3 separate regions of the Mus musculus genome follow, and all the other regions are linked to region 1. Evidence: chromatin loops called from intact Hi-C (ENCODE). Cell type or tissue: heart. All regions are shown on one strand.

Evidence for each region. Hi-C counts contacts between places; a loop is a spot of excess contacts. Peaks named below come from ENCODE experiments on the same cell type or tissue, not always from the same donor. Only the 100,000 strongest peaks of a DNase experiment are listed, where the experiment ranks them.
Region 2: it touches region 1 in a loop (2.0-fold over the local background); 10 of 42 quality-filtered maps call a loop at or near these places.
Region 3: it touches region 1 in a loop (2.6-fold over the local background); 7 of 42 quality-filtered maps call a loop at or near these places.

Annotation. Positions count from the first base shown.
Region 1 is chr16:78,315,666-78,318,165 of GRCm38, reverse strand. All of the region lies in intron 1 of Cxadr (coxsackie virus and adenovirus receptor), which reads right to left. Among named protein-coding and RNA genes, the nearest start is that of Cxadr, 15 kb to the right of the region's middle. In heart, a CTCF peak has its summit at 1,106 (motif pointing right); a DNase peak (open chromatin) is centred at 45; H3K27ac peaks cover 916 bases.
Region 2 is chr16:78,215,264-78,217,763 of GRCm38, reverse strand. No RefSeq gene overlaps it. Among named protein-coding and RNA genes, the nearest start is that of Gm31613, 6.1 kb to the left of the region's middle. In heart, a CTCF peak has its summit at 1,008 (motif pointing left); no DNase peak of the experiment used is centred here; H3K27ac peaks cover 44 bases.
Region 3 is chr16:78,258,215-78,260,714 of GRCm38, reverse strand. No RefSeq gene overlaps it. Among named protein-coding and RNA genes, the nearest start is that of E330011O21Rik, 4.0 kb to the right of the region's middle. In heart, no CTCF peak of the experiment used is centred here; a DNase peak (open chromatin) is centred at 1,534; H3K27ac peaks cover 380 bases.

The DNA of each region.
Region 1 (2,500 bases):
ACCTTCTCGCCAGAAAATTCCTCTATGATGAGTCATGCTTAGAAAAAGTCACCTGACTCTCCCTGTTTCTATCATAGAAGGGGGAGCAGGGAGGCACTGGGCCGGGCTGATCGGAGTGGCACACACATGTAATCCCAGCAACTGAGAGAGCCTGAGACCTCGGATGGGGAGTTTGGGGTGAGCCTGGGCCATAGCAGGAATTTCAGACCATACTGACTTAAGCAGAGACCTCTCTTGAGGAAGAAGAGGGGAGAAGGTAGGTAGAGAGCCACAGGAGTAGTTACATATGTTAATATAATTACTTCAGTTACCTCTTTATGTGTTGCTGTGGGGAAGAAGAAATCACTCAGAGGGAAGTAGAAATTACAGGCAGAGGTGGGGTTGCTAAAGTTTAGTCGTTCAATTATCACTTACATCTGCTAAGATAAGGATAGTCAGATAAATCAGCAACAATAAGAACCAGCCCGGAGACACTTTTATATTTTATAAATAGCTAGAATCGATGCCCTATACCAACGAGAATCCCATACCAGGTACCAGGGAAATAAGATGGGACGGAAACCAGTCTTTTGCAGAGGAAGTTGACTTTTTTGAGACAGGGGTCTCACTGTGTAGCTCAAAGGGACTTCAACCTGGAGACCCTCATATCTTCGTCTCCTGGATCTAAGATTAGAGCTATGTACAACACCCAGCTTGGAACCATCTTAATAAACTGCAAGAGTATTCATTAACTGCCTTGTGCTTTTCAAAATGCTCTACAGAGATTAACTCTGAATTCTCACTAATAACTCCAAGGCAGAGGTAGTCACAGGAGTCCCTATTTTGCAAAGCAGAGACACCAAGGGGTAGCCTAACTTCTAACGGAACAAAATCAGATCAATCTGGCAATGTCTCAGCCACAGTCAGCCTGTATGGAGGTGAGGATGGAACAGGGCTCCTCGGCTTCGAGCACCCTGCGGGTAGACAATAAAATGTTTCACCTCCCGCATCACTGGAAAATGCAGGGAGTCCGCCATCAGAATCCCATCTGACCTGTAGGGAGAGGATTGGTTAAGCATGCACAAATCCTCTTCTACACTAAGCTTTGTCCCTAAGTGCAGTGCCCTCAAAGGCCAGAAGAGGGTATCGAATGCCTTGGAGCTGGAGTCCCAGGCAGTCAGGAGCCAGCCACACAACATGGGTGCTAAAATTTGAACTTGGGATTTCTGCAACCGCAGTAACTACTGAGCCATCTCTCCAACCCCTATGTCAAACTTCTAAGTCGTGTCTCAGGTAGAACACGTGATTCAAGGGTCTGGGTGGATTGTTCTTTTTAGCAGGGAATTAAGTATCAGACTGGAAATCTGTCGTCAAATTTGGTGCACACCTACACATAGACACAGCTCTGTGTCATATTAAACAAGCTGCCTCTCTCTGGACTCAAGCGTAAATTGAAGGTGTGGAACTACATTTTCTATTTCAGAATTAAATGCCTTCAAATTGTAGTTCATTGATCAACCAAAAAGATGTCTCTGCCCTCTATCATCCCCTCCCCAATCCTCCCATCAGCAGCTCCACAGCTCAGCAGCTCCGATCCTGCCTCAAGAAGTGCAGTCGAAAACATCAGCCTGAATTACGGCAACAACTTACCCAGCGAGTAGCTGGGGCTCTAAGGTCAGATCTGAGCTCAGCCTTAGTGTTTGTAGCCTCAAGATGATGTTTTCACACCTTAGATGAGAACTAATAACCATAATGCCACCTAAGTACTGTGGAGGCTGATGCAGAAGGATCGTCCTGGGCCTGAGACTAGCCTAGGCTATATTTGAGAGTTCAAGGCCAACCTGGGCTGTGCAGTAAGACCTTGTACTGAAAAATAAATAATGTAATGATGCCTAAAAGCTAAGTATCCCTTTTATTATAATTTTTTTCTTTTACATAACTTTTAAACCTAGATCAAGTAACCAGCTATCTCTCATCACAGGAAAAGGGTCCTGCACATTTCAACAGGCAAAAAGTCTCAGGAGATATAATTGCCCCATTACAATTTCCCGATTTTCTTGAGTATACTGGAAAATTGATAGAAAGAAAGGCAGGAAACTAGCCCTGCAGCAAGGCTGTAAGACCTCACTTAGGTTGTTGGTATATAGTTAGTTGATTTTCTTCCTCTGAACAGGTACAAGGGAGGTCCAAGTGCTCTATGCTGATAATAAGTAAATATACCAAACCAATCCCTCCTGATTGGATGTACACCCTACATCATTATAGGATCAAATGAAAGAATGCACATAAGCCGGAGTAGCCTAGGGTCTGGAGAAGGGGCTCAGTGGTTAGGAACACAGTGCTCTTCCAGAGGCCCACAGTTCTATTCCCAGAACGCCTGTCAGACAGCTTACAACTACCTGTAACTTCACCTCCAGATATTCTATGCTTCCAAACTCTAGGACAGACAGACAGACAGACAGACAGAGACACACACACAGAGATACATTGTTTAAATGTTTTTAAAGGACAAGCTTAAGCA
Region 2 (2,500 bases), 100 kb after region 1:
CATGAGAACAGAACAGAGGAAGCTATGGCTGTAGATGTGCACGAAGATATGACTGTTCACTGGTTAAAGCATGAGGGCTGGCAAAAAAAAAAAAAAATTTAACAAGATCATTAAGATCAGGGGGAGAAGGGGAAAGGTATTTCTGTGCTATGCTTCTCTGACACAGAAGCAAAATGCAAAAAATTGAGAGAGATGGGAAAGTCCATTGAGATTGCTCAGTGTGTAAAAGCACTCGACACCAAGTCTAATAGCCTGAGTTCAGACCCGAGAAGATTGTCCTCTGACTTTCACGTGTGTGTCTGGGCATGTACACACACACACACACACACACACACACACACACACACACACACACACACACAGAGAGAGAGAGAGGGAGAGAGAGAGAGAGAGAGAGAGAGAGAGAGAGAGAGAGAGGGAGAGGGAGAGGGAGAGAGAGAGGGAGAGGGAGAGGGAGAGAGAGAGAGAGCTAAGCACTTAAGTCCAAATGAGCTGCAAGCAAGCTTATCAGACTCTGTTTAATTACTTACGTGCGTTTCCTCCAGCAAACCCCTCCCTGCTGTACCGACTGCACAAAGCTAGAAACTGAGAGAGTAGAAGGGCAGAGGAAGAGGAAGGGTCTGCTTTGAGCACAGGCGGGGTTATAAGAGGGCAAAGCACGACCTCTTTCAAGTTCAGGAAAGAAAGAAAATGGGAAGTAACTGAACTAATGTGAAACCAGAAAGGAACCCAAGAGCAAGGCACGAGAAGCGATGCAACCAGCTTCCCTCAGGAAGGGAGTTAACACTTGGCAGATGTGTCGGGATAGGACTTGGTGGTTAGGAAAATGGAGAGGTGGGGTTTATGGGAGAGTGATTTGGAAGTGAGTGGTATGAGCAAATTTAAAGGTCTTTAGGATAGACTTCACTGGAGCTGGAGAGGTGGCTCAGCTCTTAAGAGCACTGGCTGCTCTTCTGCAGCTTCTGAGTTCAAATCCCCTCAATCACTCGGTGGCTCACAACCATCTGTAATGAGATCTGACTCCCTCTTCTGGAGTGTCTGAAGACAGCTACAGAGTACTCACATAAATTAATCAATCTTTCTTCCTTCCTTTCTTTCTTTCTTTCTTTCTTTCTTTCTTTCTTTCTTTCTTTCTTTCTTTCTTTCTTTCTTTCTTTCTTTCTTTCGGGATAGACTTCACTGAATCTGACATAAGCATGTCAAGTATGGTTTTCTGACCACCCTGGTGAATGGTAGAATTTGAATAGAAGACACTGTGTACGGTATATGTCAATTTCCTATGTGAATAGAAAACACTGATCTTGGGATCAAGAGGATATGGGAGGAATTGTAGAGAGTGACATAGAATGAGTCAAAAAGGAGGCTTGTGTGACACACACACACATATCACAAAATAACCAGTGTGTGTTAAAGAGATGTTTTTATTATCACAACGGGGCGTCTAGAAGTCAGGTGAATGCCTGGAGTGAGACAGACTCAACACTGAATTGTGTTATTACACCAGATCTTAGTTGTTTTTGCCTTTATAACCCAGCCCGGGGCTTCGAATTAACTTGACTTTGGAATCTTAAGACAACTTCGCAGAGGGGCCAGAACTTTGTTCTCTGTTCATATGTCACAAGACATAGAGTGGCTTCAAATCTAGCACTTTCAAAAGGAGAATTCCCCAAAATGTCCCCAAGAAACCTTTCCTTGTATCTCACAGCCATTGAGTAATGATTGAACAATGCTCTAATCACTGGTAAAATAAATAAATAAGCAAGCAAGCCAACAAACAAACAGACAATATACACACATAGCTCTTACTTTAGATGAGCCATGTCCAGCTCTTAAGCTGAAACCACCTCGGCACATATTATACCCTTATGTCTCAATAAGAGAAAGTAAGAGTGAATATCAGGGCTCTGTAACTTCCCCAGTTACATTCATTTGTGACTACAAAGTGTCCCGGGCTCCTGCTCTTAATACCATAGGTGATGAATGAGTATCAACCAAATCTTCCTGTTTCTAGTAAATAAAGTTTTGCCTTTCTTTTAAGGAGTCAAGTTTCCTTTGATACTGATGAATACACTAGTCAGTTCCCACCTTGCAAAGGATAGAACCCCTGGACCTCAAATAGAGCTAAGAGCCATAAGAGCATATTTCATTTTGTCTTATAAAACTGCAACAATGTTACCGATTTTTTGCTCAGTCTCGAGGACATCTTTAATTGTTTCTTCTAAGACGACACAGATTCTCTCTTAGCCATACATCCTAAATGTCTTTTTGCAACAGAATTAACCTCTTTGCCCCACCCCTTGGAAACAGAAACCAAGTGTTGTGCTCAAGTCTACAAGTTTGAAGTTCCAAGGGCTAAGATCATAGTTGGTTGTAGAGTGGTTGCCTAGCATGTCCGTGGCCTCGGGTTCCACCCTTGGGTACCACAAGACAAGAGAGTGGAAAGTGGTAGGAATTCGAAGTCCTTACAAACTTTTGTGGCAGGCAGAGACAGTGGACAGGT
Region 3 (2,500 bases), 57 kb after region 1:
TAGTGTTTCAGCTGTGCCCTGTGCAGTTGGACTTTAGCACTTGGATCGATAAGAGCTATCAAGTTTTATAAGACAGAAACTTTACACAAAGGCATTTTTTTATTGCTTAGGTCATAGTTGGTTTTGACTCTCTACCTGCTCTGTGCTTATGGCTAGGTTTACATTAGGGGGAGGAAGTCTCTGGACACGTTCTCCCAGAATGCTCCTAGGTGGAGGCCAAGGAAAACATGAGCTCGGACTCTTCGTCACTGAATGAGTCATAGGTAGGGAGGAACAACAAAGGTACCATAGTTGTCTTGTTTTGAAAACTATCTCTTATAATCACTCCTGGGAGAGCCAGGGAGAGAAGAAGTCTGTGACACGAGTGACTTCTCACTCCTTTGGTAAATAAACAACCTCGGGGATTCCCTGGGCCTCATCCTTCAGCAAATAAGACCAGGTACTGAACTGAGGGCAGTGTCTCACCAGCTGGGGAGCACCGAGGCCTTGTCTAGCAGAGAAGGTATTTACTCCGGTGAGGAACACAGCTCAGTGGTAGCGTACTTGTCTACTGTGTGAAAACACTATATTTAGAACCTGCCCAGACAATGAAATAACTAGTAAACATAAATAAATTAATTAGAAATAAAGGTATTTATTCAACTGAAGAAAAGAATGAGTGAATGAATGAATGAATGAATGAATGAAAGAAAAGGCACACCAAATGTAGCCAAGGCAGAAGAGTTTGACAAAAGCTAGTTTTGAAATCTGGAGCTTATTATAATATTAGTGTGAAAAGTATGACAGAGGCAGAAACTTGATAGCACAGGTTGAGCCAAGGCAGGGACTTAAGGTTCGTGTCCCAGGAAAACCAGGCAGGAAACTCTCTTACACATAGAATGGCTTGCCTGCTGTGCTGCCTGGTAGGGGTTCCACTGCCAGGTCTAGGATTCATATCAAGTTGGACTATTATTTCTGACGGACAACAATTAATATATGTCAAAATATGGAGTAGGTCACAGCAGTTCCTAACCTGTGGCTTGCAACTATCAGAAAACACCTATTTCCGATGGTCCTCGAAGTCCTAACCATACATTTAGTATCATTGCTACTTCATAACTGTAATTTTTCTACAGAGAGAGATAACCCAGTTCCTAAGACCTTTGGAAATATGTGTTTTCTAGTGGTCACCACCCATGGGAGAACTCTGAATGTTTCTAACACAAAGAAATAATAGAGTCATAGGTATGCAAATTTACTCTGCTCTGAATAGTATACATTCTATGTATTTAAATGTCACATGATACTTTGTGAACATGCACAATTAGTCTGTGTTGATTAAAAGTTTAAGTATGTTTTTTTTTTTAGGAGAAGAAAATCATTTCTAAATATTAGTGCCATCCTCTCTGACACACGGTGTCCTCCTCTGTTCTCCTAATCCCAGGCCCGGGAGCTGTTTTGTAGTTTGAGTGATATGTGTTAGTACATCCTACTAGCTATTTTTAAGGCATGTGAGAGAGCTGTTCAGTAAGGGTTTGCTTGCCAGCAACTGGGGCTTCCAGCCAGACTCTGGAGTGCTACAGAAATGTAGACAGCCTCGTCTGCAGGCTTTCAGACTGGACCAGACAGGAAGCAGATATAAGCCCCCTGGCTTGACTTGAGTAGCAATTTAGCATAGGTGTTGATTTAGGAAGATCTAAAAGATGTACAATTAATGCCAAGGCAAATGAGAGGTGAGCGGAAGATGGCAGATTATGGGTAGCGCTTCCTTATCATTACACATTTGAACACTGAGCTGCTAAGATGGCAGCTAAAAATAAAATGTAGTGGTGTATTTGTACACCAGTAGCTTTTGTCCCTTGGCTGGGTTTCTAACCTTAACTCCACAAAGTTAATTTTCTGAGAAAAAAAAAATTCATGTTAAGTTGCAAAGTTGGGGTAAGGTTCATTTTTCAGTTTATGGGTAGAGGAGTTCTGAAACTGGAGAATTGTTTATACAGTTGGTGCCTGGCCCCATGGGTTCAGTATGTATGGGTTTTTTTTTTTTTAGTATAATATAGATATAAAATCCTGCTATTCTGTCAATGCATGTTCAAAACCCAGAACTAGAAGAAAAAAATCCCTCTGATCCCTCTGATCTCTCTATGGGATTCAGTGTCTAGAGACCCAGGCTCTAAGCTAGTCTGTACATTCCATCTATGAAGACGAATCGGAGACACTTGGGCCCTTACCCATTATTTATTTACTTTAATTAAGACACAATTATTATAAACTTGGTTATCAGGTTTATCTAGCCCAGAGGAGGCCAGCGGAGCTCAGCGCTGCACACACGTTTTCTTGGCATTAACAGTTGCACAAGAGATTTTTCCTATTCATTATTCATTGCTTAGAGCAGGCACAGCTACTGCATAAGGTTAATGTCCGAGTGCATGATGGTCCTACAAAGACAAGAAGGACTGTGAACGGTAGGTATATAAACCACAAGAGCTCTCTGGAAGTTAGCCATGGTGAGAGGGACATA